Regions from separate parts of the Homo sapiens genome. Here regions 1 and 2 are each linked to region 3. Evidence: chromatin loops called from intact Hi-C (ENCODE). Cell type or tissue: CD4-positive, alpha-beta T cell. All regions are shown on one strand.

The links. A loop is a pair of places that touch in the nucleus more often than their neighbours do. Peaks named below come from ENCODE experiments on the same cell type or tissue, not always from the same donor. Only the 100,000 strongest peaks of a DNase experiment are listed, where the experiment ranks them.
Region 1: it touches region 3 in a loop (3-fold over the local background); 15 of 110 quality-filtered maps call a loop at or near these places.
Region 2: a loop joins it to region 3, with 2.3 times the contacts of the local background. A loop is called at or near these places in 13 of 110 quality-filtered maps.

Annotation. Positions count from the first base shown.
Region 1 is chr14:49,968,782-49,973,781 of GRCh38, forward strand. It overlaps LOC105370485 (a long non-coding RNA gene), which reads left to right and starts at 2,858. Exons shown (of 4, transcript XR_007064159.1): 1 at 2,858-3,845. RefSeq lists a silencer at 1,830-2,124. In CD4-positive, alpha-beta T cell, no CTCF peak of the experiment used is centred here; DNase peaks (open chromatin) are centred at 2,600, 3,270 and 4,260; H3K4me3 peaks cover 1,905 bases; H3K27ac peaks cover 3,862 bases.
Region 2 is chr14:50,043,101-50,048,100 of GRCh38, forward strand. It overlaps LINC01599 (long intergenic non-protein coding RNA 1599), which reads right to left. Exons shown (of 9, transcript NR_131171.1): 4 at 4,367-4,489. Among named protein-coding and RNA genes, the nearest start is that of LINC01588, 38 kb to the left of the region's middle. RefSeq lists a silencer at 4,171-4,465. In CD4-positive, alpha-beta T cell, no CTCF peak of the experiment used is centred here; DNase peaks (open chromatin) are centred at 1,091, 1,341, 2,071 and 4,423; H3K4me3 peaks cover 416 bases; H3K27ac peaks cover 3,308 bases.
Region 3 is chr14:49,860,043-49,865,042 of GRCh38, forward strand. It overlaps LOC105378179 (a long non-coding RNA gene), which reads right to left. Exons shown (of 3, transcript XR_943839.3): 2 at 2,478-4,407; 3 at 1-2,274. It also overlaps RN7SL2. Among named protein-coding and RNA genes, the nearest start is that of NEMF, 9.8 kb to the left of the region's middle. RefSeq lists enhancers at 1,928-2,528, 3,221-3,320. In CD4-positive, alpha-beta T cell, a CTCF peak has its summit at 2,207 (motif pointing right); DNase peaks (open chromatin) are centred at 1,699, 2,169, 2,909, 4,089 and 1 weaker place; H3K4me3 peaks cover 2,975 bases; H3K27ac peaks cover 3,372 bases.

The DNA of each region.
Region 1 (5,000 bases), 110 kb after region 3:
TATAGCTGTGCATCATCTCTGTTGGGTATATATCTAGGAACAAGATTCTGGGGTCATCAGCATTGTTCTGTTCAACTCCACCAATTGCATTTGTGAATTTCTTATGAATATTCTTTGCACACTTATTATCGGGTGGTTTGTGTTTTATTATTGACTTGTATCTGTCCTATTTACTCTGGATGTTAGTTCTGTTGTAAATATTCTCTCTTAGTCTGTATATAGGCCCTTTTATTTTACAAAGTTTAAAGTTTTTATGCAGTCAAATCTGTAATTCTTTTTCTTTATGGTTTCTGGTTTTATATCTTGCTTAGAAAGTCCTTCTCTATCTCAAGATTGTAAAATACTCTCTTATGTCTTGTCTCCTTTTTTTTTTTTTTTTTTTTTAGACAGGATCTCACTCTGTTTCCAGGCTGGAGTACAGGATATGATCATGGCTAACTGTAGCCTCAACCTCCTAAGCCCAAGCGATCCTCCCCTCTCAGCCTCTTTAGTAGGTGGGACTACAGGCATGCACCGCCATACCTGGCTAATTTTTTAATTTTTTGTAGGGACAGGGTCTTGCTATGATGCCCAGATGGTCTCGAACTCCTGTGCGCAAGCGATCCTCCCGCCTCAGCCTCCCAAAGTGCTGGGATTACAGGTGTGAGCCACTGCATGGGGCCACATTTCCATTTCCTTCTAATACTCATTTTGATTTTTTACTTTAGGCTTTTTAGTCAGTATGGAATTTATTTGTGAGGGTGAGAAATAGAGGCTAATTTATTATCTAAATTAGGGGATGAGTAAAATGATACCATTTGCTGCCTAAGTTTTAAAAATATTTATTTTATTTTATTTTTATTTTTGAGATGGACTCTGGCTCTGTCACCCAGGCTAGAGTGCAGTGGCGCGATCACGGCTCACTGCAACCTCCACCTCCCGGGTTCAAGCGATTCTCCTGCCTTAGCCTCCCAGATATCTGGGATTACAGGTGTGCACGACCGCGCCTGGCTAATTTTCATATTTTTAGTAGAGACAGGGTTTCCCCATGTTGGCCAGGCTGGTCTGGAACTCCTGACCTCAGGTAATCCACCCGCCTCGGCCTCCCAAAGTGCTGGGATTACAGATGTGAGCCACCACACCCGGCCTCAAATATTTATTTTTAACATCTCAAAATAAGTTCTAACATCAAAGAACTAAAAAACTATCAACAAAAAAATTTTTTTACCTCAGAATAGTCTCCTCTAAGTTAAGCCTGAGTTAGATTCTAAATAGGGCAAATGTTCTAAGTCAGCGGTTGCCACCCAAAATGCTATCTATGCATATAAATGGTCAGTGACTTATTTATTCACTTACTATGTATTTATGGAATTTAAAGTGCAGTTCCCTTGGACTTACGTGTCTAACGAGGAAGAAAGGCTTCATTCTGGGACCTTCAGGGTAGCCTGGCTTGCACACTGGATCTAGGTTCACGGGTCATGAAAACTACAGTGGCTTTCTTCCCTCCCAAGCCTCCAGCTACTCCCAATCTGAGCAAATGGCCCCCAGATGGATTCTATGTTCTGAGTCCGTCCCCAGGACAGAGGGAGGTCCAGTTTGAGCTTTATTACAAATCCTGTAGGTCGGCTTTAGATTATAGACATGGCTTCCTCAGGCAAGGCTGCCCACTTGAGGGAAACAATTTTGTTGGCTGGCTGGGTGGTTGGTGTAGGGCTCACATTTGGGAGTTCACTCCTTTCTCTCCCTTTGTCTGAAACGATCAGCACCTTGTTGTGCCTGTTCACTAGCAGTACTCGGCACACAATCGTTTGTTGTGCTGACTCTCCAGTTGCTCGCAATGTGAGGTGGATTTGTTCTACTTCTTCCTTGTGTATTCTTGGTGAAGGCCGATAATTTGCTACTTAGTTAACAGACATGTTATAGGGCTGGAGCCTGAGATAAGGTCAGGAGGAGAAACATCCCGCTTAGCTTGACAAAGAGCTTGGTTTAAGGCTGGAGAGCTGACTGTGCAATTGTCTGAGCTGCTTTTCTTGGAAATGGCTCTCTTGGCTGAGCTCCAGAAATATAATCAAAAGTGGCCTGAAATCACAAGTTTTGCTGCTTGCATTCTTAGTTTCACAATTTAAGGATTTGGCTGGTGCCTGTCCTGAAAGTGTGGAATTGTCTACTGTTTGCTACACATGACGTTGAGTGAGTGTGTGTCTATGTGTGTACACACACATGCATGTGCAGGACACAGGGATTGTCTGCGTGGGCATGTTTTACAGTCCAGCTGTTTGTACCTTCAGGGAGGCAGTGATTAAAGAGCAGTGTATGGCAGGTTTTCTTTGATTTCAAGAATCACATATTTGGTTTTGTAGTTAGTGTCTTTGGAGAAGAGTGATGGAGACTCTTGCATAGAAGTGCAACTGATTGCTTAGGTGCAGTGGTTTTGCCTTTCTTAAGAACTCCGCCTCAAAAATATGGAGATAATTTACTTAGAAGAAGGCAATGTGCCGCTTTTTGGAGAAGCAGGTGTACCTGACCTTGCCCTGGGGGAAGTGAAGACCTGAGTTTGAGGAAGTCAAGCTTGAGGCTGTCAGAAGCAGTTATTTATATCTGAGTGATGTGTATGAAAGCCAAAGCCTTTCATTCCACCACCGTCACGGAACTAGTTTAGAGAAGAGGAAGGGCGTGCATTTTGCCTTGTTAAATATCTACTGCACTAAGAACTTCTGGTGTGGTTCAGATTTCTGGTAATCTGTACCCAGGCTCTATTGTCTAAAAAGGAGTGCTTAGACACTCTTCTTTCAACCTACTTTGTGGATAAAACAGCTCACTTCCAGTTGATTGATAGACTGTCAACTGATTGTTGCTTCCTTTCACCAGATGCCCCTCGTGTGGGCAGCCTCGTGTGTGTGTGGTGGTGGGGGTTGTGGTAGGGACCTTGCAATATCTCTAAGCTCAAAATAAGGACATTGGACTCTAAAAACTACCAAAAACCATACATCGGAAACTCTTGGGTTCATCATGATAATAAATGAAGTCTCACATAACTAGCTTTCATTTTTATGCCTCTTGAGTTCTCAGGTTTCCCCACCCCCCCCCACCAGGCTCTTTTGATTATGGGAAATGAGTGTGTTTTGGGACAAACATGTCAGGATTATGAGGGAGAAACTTGGCAGGGGAGCAAACTGTGCAATATGCTTGACAAGACTTGAGAAACAATACATCTCAGATTTTTTCAGATAGTTCTCAATTTCTGGTTCAGAAATATGGCCCAGAAGCTACAGAAAGGGAAGCACCACTGCAGCTCCACGGAGGGTCACTGCCTCTTAGACTTCACTAAGGAGCCAACAGGGGCCATTTATGCCCAGAAAGCTGAGGTGTCTGCAGGAGGGGAACTTACTCCTGCTTCCACCAGGAGTACATGGAAATTGAAAAGAGAGAATTTATGTTTTTTTGCCTTAAATGAGAAAAACAGAAGGTAGATCTCCCAAGGCAGAACATCTGTAATGATAGAGCAGTAAGGAATATGAGGAGGGAAACATGAGCATGTTTGCATAAACATTTAGATTTTTCTGGGCTTGCCCAATCCCAGTCTTTTGGAGTCTGTCTTTTATGAGGGCAACCGTGGTTTAAGAGTGAGCAAATGTTAGTTCATGTAATTAAAACCCGTTGAATTGAACAGGAAACATTCACGGGAAATCTGCAGGTGTCTGCAAGCAAGAGTGACGCTAGAAGGATCTTAGTATGCCAGCTCCCTCTTCCTCAAGGGTAGTGTCCCTGGAATGAAGCCACCAGCAACAGGAGAGGAAACAGATGGGGTTGTAGAAAGTAGGAGCAGCAAAAGCTTCTGAACTTAGTAATAAGCTGCTTGCCCCGGGGTGAGTATAAAAGGCATCTGGGGTATTTGCTTTTTTGTTTATTGGAGGAAGAAAGGTGTCTCGCAACATTTCTCTCTCTCCCCTTCCTCTCTCTCTCAAATTTATTCAGGATATGAAATTTCTAAGGCTACTGCCATCTTAGGGTTTGAATCTCTTTTCAGCTTCATTCACACATATTAAAGAGAGACAGTTCCAGTATGACTTAAGAAAGAAAAGCCAGGCTGATTTCCAAGATGCAGTGTTGTGCCACGGATGAGTTTTCTTCCTGGAGTGAGCTATTTGAGTTTCATTTTTCTTACCACCTTTTAGCCTCTTCATTCCAAGGCCTGGACACTTCAGGCAGAGAAGCCCTCATCCTGGGTGTCGGGGTGGGAGGTGTTCTCATCATGAATGGGAGGCGTACCCAGATCCAGCTCTGCCTTTTTTTAACCAAACCAGAGTGTAAACAAATGGCTGTGTGACTCACCATAATCGACATAGCAAGATATGATACATGCCAGGAGAGAAAAAGAAAGTGCTGATGGAAAAATAATCTCATTAGGGAGATTTGTTTGTGGTGATTTATTTTATTTTATGTTATTTTATTTTTTTGAGATGGAGTATCCCTCTGTCATCCAGGCTGGAGTGCAGTGGCGCGATTTCCACCTCCAAGATTCAAGTGATTCTCCAGCCTCTGCCTCCCAAGTAGCTGGGATTCTTGGAGCCCACCAACACACCTGGCCAAGTTTTGTATTTTCAGTAGAGATGAGGGTCTCATGATGTTGGCCAGGCTGGTCTCAAACTCCTGACCTCAAGTGATCTGCCTGCCTTGACCTCCCTAAGTGCTGGGATTACAGGAGTGAGCCACCACGCCTGGTCTGTGGTGACATTTGAAATGAATCTGAAAAATGAGTAGAACATTAACAGATGGAAAAGACCGTCACTGTATTATTACAGTATTAATGCTCAGTAATATCTGTATCTAACAATACCATGGAGCTTTTGTGGGGCCTGGTCTTAGAATATGCTTTTGCTGGCAGGTGCACCTCGATTATCCTTTGGAGACCACCTTACTCTTTGTTTTTGTTTTTGTTTTTGAGATGAAGCCTCACTCTTGTTGCCCAGGCTGGAGTGCAATGGCGTGATCTCGACTCACGGCAACCTCCGCCTCTCGGG
Region 2 (5,000 bases), 180 kb after region 3:
TAATCTCCAATAATAGGCAACTCATTAAATAAATAATAATACAACTCTACAAAGGAATATTTAGGCACTTAATATCGTTTAAATGTATTTATTGACATGAAAAATTTTCATGATTTAGTATTACATGAAATAGAGTAACAAAGCAACATGGACGGTGTGAGCCCATAACTATTTATATATGTATATGCATGCAAAGAAGAAAGTTTGGAAATATACCAAAAAACAGTGATTATTTCTGGACTACAGGTGGCTTTTAAAAATTATCTCTTTCTTGCAGTTTTATGCTTTTTTTACAATGAGCATATATTTTTCTCAGTTAAAAAAATTTTTTTGGCTGGGTGTGGTGGCTCACGCCTGTAATCCCAGCACCTTGGGAGGCCAAGGCAGGCAGATCACAAGGTAAGGAGTTCAAGACCAGCCTGGCCAATATGGTGAAACCCCATCTCTACTAAAAATACAAAAAAAAAAAATTAGCTGGGAGTGGTGGCGCACGCCTGTAGTCCTAGCTACTTGGGAGGCCGAGGCAGAAGAATCGCTTGAACCCGGGAGGCAGAGGTTGCAGTGAGCCGAGATCACGCCACTGCACTCCAGCCTGGGCAACAGAGCGAGACTCCGTCTCAAAAAGAATTTTTTTTTTAAGTAGCCTGTTGGAAATGGATGGGTCTCCTTTGAACTTTAGGGCTGGCCTTACTCGCTCTCAAAGTGTTAAGTGTAATGAGTGCAAAGGAACCACAGGTCCCTTCCACTCTTCTGGGCTAAAATGCCACCATTAGTAAGGTTAAATACCTATTTTATCTTCACCACTGAGAGCAACTCTCAAGCCCTTCATTCACTTAGCTTCAGGGCTCAGTTCTGACATAGTGCTCTGGCTTTAAGGAAAGATGTACCTTTTTATCACAATGTTTTTCAGGATTTTCTCAGAGTTGCTGGGCCTCAGAACTCTCTTCTTTTGAGTCCTAATTTGGATAATTTGGGAAACTGCAGCCACAGGTCCTCCCTCCCTTGAGATTGGCTGAGTGAGGCAGACTACGCCTACAGCGCAGAAAGCAGGGCAGGAAATCATACTCTAATCATAGGTCTTTATTCAGAAACCCAGCAGCCTCACTACCAAATAACCTCAGGAGTCCTAAAGCCTCAGTGTCCTGACCTATAAGATCAAAGAGTCTCATGTGATGTCCCCAAGTGGACTTTTAATAAAAAGTAGCACTGCCAGTTTCTGTTTTGACCTTCCAACCACAGGATCATGCCAACATTCAGTAGTAAATGCATTTTTTTTTCCTGCCAAATCGACTCCTTGTTCTTTTCAACACATCCTCACACAGAGGGAACAAGCCACTGAGGTTTCCTGTTGAGGAAGGTTCTTTGGTGTTCTGTGAGGAAACCATATATTCAAAGAAACCATGTGTAAGTTTTCTGTGTAGTAGGACAGAACTACCTTAATTTAACTTGATGTCTTTTCGACAAACCATGTACCCCTAACATGAAGAAATGGAAGGAAGGTGTTTATTTTCATCCCAGCTCTTACTCTGCTGCATTGTTCCTGTGTACATTTCTCTTATTCCACAGAGTAGGAGCTTCTTGAGGACCATGACAGTCATTTATTTCTCCCTCCCTGCTCCTGGCACTAGCAGGACCTCCCTTCCTCCCTCTTAACAAAGTTTTCAGTGAATAAGTGAATGAATGAACTTTCCCCTGTTTCCTTATGGGTTTCAACCAGCACAGACTACCTGCCTTTGTTAAAATGGTTCCTGTGTGTCTTTGTCTCTACGGGCACTGTGTTTTATGGGTTTCTCGAAACCTTCCCATGCACACAGTAGTGTAGCAGTAAGATCAGCTACATACATTGTAGGACCCACTGAAAAATGAAAATGCAGGGCCCCTTGTTCAAAAATTATTTACAATGTCAAATTATTCAAAATTAATAAAATTAATTTTTAAACCCTAAATTAAATAGTAAATGATTAAGAATTTCAAAGCTTTGCAGGGTACAGCAGCACAGGCAAGCCTGGTTCTCGTCCACCACATGGCTCAGCTTCCTGTTCCTCCCCTCTGCTCGGAGTCACAGTCCCGAGGCCAGCGGGGTGTTTACCGACTTGGGCCTACCCACACCCTGCCCTGCATCCTGTCACCAGAGTTTCATTTGGAGTCCTGAGCAAAGGTCTCCAATTGCTGATTCTACTGCCAACAGAAAACACTCTCCCCCTTCTGGATGTGTTGGCAGGAAAACCAAATTTTTATCTCTCCAGGTCAGCTAAAATCTTGAGGCCAGTTAACTTTCCCAGTGATCTCATCCGAATCATCCTTCACTTCTGCCCCCAGTGAAACTGAATCTGCACTCTGCCCGACTCTCAGCCCAAGTGAGGTGCCACACCCACACCTCACTTGTCTTCTACTGAGGCCTTTCCTGATAACCCGTTTCCCTGGGTTGCCCTCTCTCACCCTTGAGACCCCTGTTCAGTTGTGAACAGTCTCTCCATTCTATGGCTGCAGACTCTTGACTGAAATCTGTTTGCCTCCATCAAAACTAGATGTTTCCAAGGAAACCACCTGCCCCTGTGTGGCTCTAACAGTTCCCAAGTGGAATCTTCCAGTGCCTCTCCCCACTGCCAGATCTGCCATCACCACAGAAAAGCTGAATTTTCATGTGTGAATCAGCCAGTATCCTGGCCTCAAATTTGTTCACCTCCTTAACTTTGGTGACCATTGTCTCCTCTCCACCTCAGCCATCTCTATATCCTGTACATTCTCAAAACTCAGAACTGAAATGGTAAACTTCAATATCCCTAAACTTATTGAAAACACACAAACTCCAATATCCCACATTCTCATTTCAATTCCTTGGTTTCCAGCATTCATACTGTCAAACATCAGCATTTTTGTGCTCCTCCACATGGCCTGTCTCCATGTGGAGAGCTTGGGCTTCCTCACAGCATGGTGGTCTCGAGGTAGTCAGACTTGCTACATGGTAGCTGGTCTCCAAGAGTAAAAGCAGACGCTGATAAACCTTTTGAAAGTTAGGCCCAGAACTGGCACAGCATCCTCTCTGCCTTGTTCTGTCAGTCAAAGCAAGTAATAAGAAATCATGAGGTGAGTCCAGATTCAATGGAAGGAGAAATAAACTTCACCTCTTGAACAGTGGAGCAGCATGTGTATACAATGGGAGAAGGATTTGATGGTGGCCATTTTTGGACACTGTCTACTACAGAGGAGAGAGAAAATAAATATATAGACAAACAGGAAAATACCAGATAGTAATTGTCAGGCCTCTGAGCCCAAGCTAAGCCATCATATTCCCTGTGACCGGCAGGTATACATACAGATGGCCTGAAGTAACTGAAGAATCACAAAAGAAGTGAAAATGGCCTGTTCCTGCCTTAACTGATGACCTTACCTTGTGAAATTCCTTCTCCTGGCTCAAAAGCTCCCCCACTGAGCACCTTGTGACCCCCACCCCTGCCTGCCAGAGAACAACCGCCTTTGACTGTAATTTTCCACTACCTACGCAAATCCTATAAAACGGCCCCACCCCTATCTCCCTTCGCTGACTCTCTTTTCGGACTCAGCCCGCCTGCACCCAGGTGAAATAAACAGCCTTGTTGCTCACACAAAGCCTGTTTGGTGGTCTTGTCACACGGACGCAAGTGAAAGTAGTAAGAGCTGTTCAGAGAATCGAAACAGGGTGATTTGATGGAGAATGACTGAGGAACTCCTGGAGATTGAGGGGGTTGTCAGGGAAAGTCTCTCTCAGGAAGTGATGTTTAAATTACAACTTGTGGCTGGGCGTGGTGGCTCACGCCTGTAATCCCAGCACTTTGGGAGGCCAAGGCTGGTGGATCATCTGAGGAAAGGAGTTCGAGATCAGCCTGGCCAACATGGTGAAACCCCATCTCTATTAAAAATACAAAAATTAGCTGGATGCAGCGCTAGGCTCCTGTAATCCCAGCTACTCAGGAGGCTGAGGTGGGAAAATCGCTTGAACCCAGGAGGCAGAGGTTGCAGTGAGCTGAGATTGCGCCATTGCACTCCAGCCTGGGCGACAAGAGTGAAACTCCGTCTCAAAAAATAAAAATAGAAATAAATTACAATTTGAAAAGCAAGAATTTCCAGCTGTGTGAAGGTCCAGGCAGGAAGAAGAGCCAGCAGAAATGCTCTAACATGGGACTGAGCCAGGCAAGTTTAAGGAATAGAAAGACCACATGTTAGGAGTGTAGAAAAGGACAGGGAGCATGGGCTGGAAAACAGGTCAGACAAGTGGGAAGGGCCAGATCAAGTGAATCAGGGGAAGGAAGCTGGACTTTATTCCCAGAACCATTCATGGAAAGTGATTGAAGGGTTTGCAGCAGAGAGGGGACATAATATGACTTACATTAGTGAAAGGTCACTCTGGCTGCCTTGCAGAGAACAGGAAGTGTAAGTGTGGAAGCAACAAGACCAGTCAGGAGGCTACTGTGAAAGCCCAGGGGAGATGGTGGCTTGTTCTGGCTGCTGGCTGTGGGGAGGAGACAAAACAGAGATAAGTTTGGTGGCTGGACCAGAAGTTGCTGAGGATTGAGCCTTTGCTGTCTTGGTTCAATTCCCCTTCATGCCCAGGTGATCACTGCAGAAACCTCCTGGTTGGTCCTCACCCACACCTAGCTGTCGGTTAGTGCCCCTCCTTAGAGTTTTGTGGGGGGTTTCTGTTTTGTTGAGACAGGGTCTGCTTCTGTTGCCCAGGCTGGATTGCAGTGGTGCAATCATAGCTTACTATAACCTTGAACTCCTAGACTTCAAGCAATCCTCTTGCCTGGCGTCTGTAGTAGCTTGGACTACAGACAACACCACCATGCCCAGCTAATTAAAAAAAAAAAAAAAAAAAAGATAACTTTTGTAGAGATGGAGTCTCGCTATGTTGCCTAGGCTGGTCTCCAACTCCTGGGCTCAAGTGATCCTCCCACCTTGGCCTCCCAAAGTGCTGGGATTACAGGTGTAAGCCATGGTGCCCAGACCTCCTTAGAGTTTTT
Region 3 (5,000 bases):
TTTTGTCAGTTACAGACTGAGCTTGATTCCCCCCATGTATTACTTTCCTATTCTGTGGTAATTTGCTGTATCAAATTACCACAAATTTAGAGGCTTAAACAACATAAATTTATTATTATTATTATTGAGATGGGGTCTCACTCTGTCCCCTTGGCTGGAATGCAGTGGGACACTAACAACTCACTGCAGCCTCAACCTCCTGGGCTCAGGTGATCCTCCCACCTCAGCCTCCCTGGTAGCTGAGACTACAGGCACATACTACCACACATGGTTAATTTTCATATTTTTTGTAGAGACAGGGTTTCACCATTTTGTGCAGGCTGGTCTCCAAATCCTGAGCTCAAGCAATCCACCTTCCTTGGCCTCTCAAAGTGCTGGGAATTACAGGTGTGAGCCACTACATGCGGCCAAATTTATTATTTAAGAGTTCTGGAGATCAGAAGTACCAAATTGGTGAAGAGGGCTGCATTCCTTCTGGAAACTCTTGAAGAGAATCCCTTTCCTTGCCTTTTCCAGCTTCAGGGGGCTGTCCACATTCCTTGGTTAGTTAGCACATAGATATCTTTGGGGAGGGGGTCATTATGCTGCCTATTGCACCTCAGTTCCACAAAGCTGAGTTATCCCAGAGGTCATGGTACTCAGGAAGTAGGAACCCCAGGGCTAATGGAGGCAGCTACTCAAAAGCAGTTCTTACATCCATAGCTAAGTCATTCTGGGTCCAATTCAGGGATCCATTTAGTGAAAAACAAGAGATACAAAAATTAGCCGGGCATGCTGGTGTGTGCCTGTAATCCCAGCTACTCGGGAGGCTTGAGGCAGGTGAAGCGCTTGAACCCGGGAGGCAGAGGTTGCAGTGAGCAGAGATCGCTCCCCGGAACTCCAGCCTGGGAGACAGAGCAAGACTCTGTCTCAAAAAAAAAAAAAAAAAGATATACCAAAATTATTTTGCTTCTTATTTTAAGGTTGGTGAGAAGGTAAAGTTTTTTTTTTTTTAAAATAGCATCTCTACCTATTTTCATTTTGTAAAAATGCATTCATTTGGAGGTGATTTTTTAATTCTTGAAAAGTTGTCCTGAAGAACCGGAATCAGACCTATTCCATGTGGTTGCAGAGGGCAGACCCAGAAGCAGCCATGGGGGAGATACCTGTTTTATTCAAAGAGGATCTTTTCTGACAGTTATCCTTGTTCAAAATGCAATGAACTACCTCAAAAAAAAAAAAGGGAATACAATTAGCTTTATAAAAAATTTAGTACAATGCTTCTTTCCTCTTTCATTTTATAGACAGTGAGGAAAATCTGTGTTTAGTGCTTAGAGTCTTTAAACTCCCAGTAGATTATCAGATTAATGTTAAGACTGATGTGAATGCTTAACCAGTTTCCACTGGCCCTAAAATGCCTGAATTTAACAGTAAGCCCTCCAAAACAGTTATTTCATATAGATGAAATTTCTAATCACAGACCACCAAGAACTTTTGAAAAATTTAAAGGTTGTCTTCTTTCATAGCTTACTCACTTATTTCTGTTTTTAAAATGAAGCATGATTATGAGACATGCTCAAGGACAGCTCAGTGGAGGATGCAGAGGTTTTTGCTCTCATTAACACTGGGTTCAAGACCCAGGCGGCTGGGCGCGTTCTTTAAACTCCCTTTGCTTCAGTTACTTTTCGGCGTCTAGGTGCCGTTCCCTTTTTGGCAATCCGACGGAGAGAGAAGCAAGCGAGGAGACAGGGTGGTGCATTCTGCCACGCTGGCCCCTCACCTCTGTCATCACAGGGCGTTCTGGGTTCCTCTGAGAGGAGTTTTTCCCTTATAAGGAGGCAGTAGTGGGATTCCTCTTCGGAAGATTAGCCCTGCCTGTAGCCAAGTAGAACGAAAGGATTTGTGTGTAAGACTGTTGATTAGCCCGTCTTTGGTCTATAGCATTCTAAAGCAAAAACCTTGACAGGACAGGGGTGAAAGAAGGTGACATCCGTGACAGGAGGTAGGCAGGGAAGCTCAGGTCAGCTCAGTGCAGGGGAATAATGTTGGTAACTGCAAGCAGCATCCTGAACGGCCGCGGGAAGAACTTGGAAATTCTTTAAGAGAACGTACTTTTTGCTCTCTGTGATCCGGCGGCCATTTTTTTCCGACTGTCTGTGGGTAAACGAGCAGCCCCTGTTGGCTCCGAAGGTAATAACAGCTTTTCGCAGAGACGTTTTGAATATGCGCCGGTAGGGGGCAGCGATGAGGCGGTTGCAAATCCCCAAGCATCCCGTCAACTGGTGAGCTTTCGCGCTGAAGGAAACGTAAAACAGTGGATAAATATAAGAGTGGAGAGAGAAAGCCAACTATAAACCTCAGTAACATCTTTCTCTATATATTTTTTCCTTTAGAGGAAGAGAGGACTCGTCTTTAAATGTGCACATTAGTATGTTTCTTAATACGTATGAACCGGAAAGGAGGCAAACTTCTTAACTTCAAAGACACTATTTACTTACAAAGGTACCCTTAATGAGGGAGGGGGGCAAAAGAGACGGGGTCTCGCTATGTTGCTCAGGCTGGAGTGCAGTGGCTATTCACAGGCGCGATCCCACTACTGATCAGCACGGGAGTTTTGACCTGCTCCGTTTCCGACCTGGGCCGGTTCACCCCTCCTTAGGCAACCTGGTGGTCCCCCGCTCCCGGGAGGTCACCATATTGATGCCGAACTTAGTGCGGACACCCGATCGGCATAGCGCACTACAGCCCAGAACTCCTGGGCTCAAGCGATCCTCCCACCTCAGCCTCCCGAGTAGCTGGGACTACAGGCACGCGCCACCGCGCCCGGCGGTCGGAGACGCTGCGAAAAGCTACTAGAAGCTGCAGGGCAGTTACGTCATTGGGGAGCGGGGGGGCCACGCCGGGCGACGTGAGCTTGGACACACCCACACTGGGCGGTCTGGAGGCTACGTTAGTGTGGCGTCATCCGAGCTGGGCAGCCGTTCTGCCTTACAGGGTTGGGACCCCGGAAGCTTATCGGCGCGGTTGCGGCCGCGGCTCCCTGTGTTTTGATCAGAACACCACGTTCCTGCTTAACAGAAATTGGTCAGTATGCGCTTAATGCTCATAGTGTGGCGTCCGGACACGCAGCGAGAGAAAAACGCAATAACCTGGTCCGTCAGCGTTGCTTGCTTCAGCAGGCCTTAAATATGTGCTGCATCTTTTGGGGGACGTTACTTAAGAGGCAAACATCTGGCTCGAAGTCTTCCATTATTTTCAGCAAGCATTTAGGAGGTGACTGCACTATAAGGAGAATAACCCACAGTAGCACAGGTTGGGAGTCTGCACAGTGCCGAGGCCAGCTCAGTCTTCACTATTCGAACGAAGGAAGCCTGGGGCAACTGTTTGTTTTCTCTGCCCTGCGTGTTAGTTGCCCGTTGTTTTTGGAGAAAAAACTAGTATCGGGGTATATTGGTGGAAAAATTTGGATTTGGCAGCTTGAAGCCTTTTTTGCGACAAGCTTAGGTTAGGAAGGGATAGAGGGGAGGAAAGAAAAAATAATTTTCGACCATAGTAGATCTGCGAAAGCAGACCTTCTGTTTGTCCTCTTATCTATAGTCTTTCCCTCACCCCCCACCCCTTGTCTCCTAAAAACCAGTCCAGACTTTCCCCGCCACCTCCGTCCTTGTAGCAGATAACGTTGCTCCTTCCTTCATGGATAAATTGAAGGCCAACAGACAAAAACTTTTCAACTCTTTGCTGCTCTGTCCGCTCTAAATTTATCTTTACACCTTCAGAGAAGAGCACCCTTCTGTTTTCCCCTCCTACCTCAAACCCAGTAGGTCAAAATTCTTCCATCAATCATTTTTACCCATTCTATCTCTCTCTTTCATTTATACAGATTCCAAGCTGCCTTTCTTCTAAAAAAAAAAAAAAAAAAAAAGTAAAAAAACTCCTTTGACCTTGCCTTTCTAAATGAAATCTGTCTGTTGTTTTCATGGCTGCACTTCTTGAAACCATGTTCTACAATTGCTACATTTGCTTCTTAACCTTCTGTCTTCAGTCCATAGCCCACCAATCCACTGAAACTATTCTAGCTAAGGCTACGATACCCAAGCCTCCTAATTGGCAGGTCTAAGGGACCCTTTCTGACATAGGTGATGTAATTTACCACCAATCTCTGTCACTTGTGACTGCTGTTTCCTCCCTGAACGTTTCTTCTCCCTGGTTCTTGTTCACAGCCCCTGATATTTCCTCCCAGGCTCTCTCTTCTGCCCACCCAGCAAATGTTTTTGTTCCTTACAGTTCCCTCCTAAATGTTCTCTGTTCTCTCACCGTGTTCTTCATGAGTGATGTAATAAATTCTCAAGGCTCTCAAATCTGTAGTTCCAATCTGATGCTGTTTCCAGAGCTTCAGATTCACATTTTTAGTTGCCTTCTGGATGTCACCTTGAAATCATTCAAAACTTCAAATTCAGTATTTGCAAACAAAACTGATCATCTTCTCTTCTTCCTCCAAGCTTACCCATTTTTTCTTTTTATCAATATGTTTATTTATTTATTTTTTGAGACAGAGTCTTGCTCCGTTGCCCAGGCTGGAGTGCAGTGGCACGATCTCGGCTCACTGCAACCTCCGCTTCCTGGGTTCAAGTGATTCTCCTGCCTCAGCCTCCTCAGTAGCTGGGATTACAGGTGCCCACCACCGCACCCAGCTAATTTTTGTATTTTCAGTAAAGATGGGGTTTCACAATGTTGGCCAGGCTGGTCTTGAACTCCTGACCTCATGATCCACCTGCCTCGGCCTCCCAAAGTGCTGGGATTACAGGCGTGAGCCACTGTGCCTGGCTCATCAGTATGTTTAGTTGCTCACTTCAGAACTCTCAGAGTCATCCTTGACTACTATTTCATCCATTCAATACCAAATACTTACTTTTTACTTATCCAGTGACAGGCACTGTACTAGGTGGTAGAGATGTGGTGGTGAAGAAAAGAGACAGAGTGGAAGAGACAGACAAAAACTTAGCAAAAAAAATTATAATTTC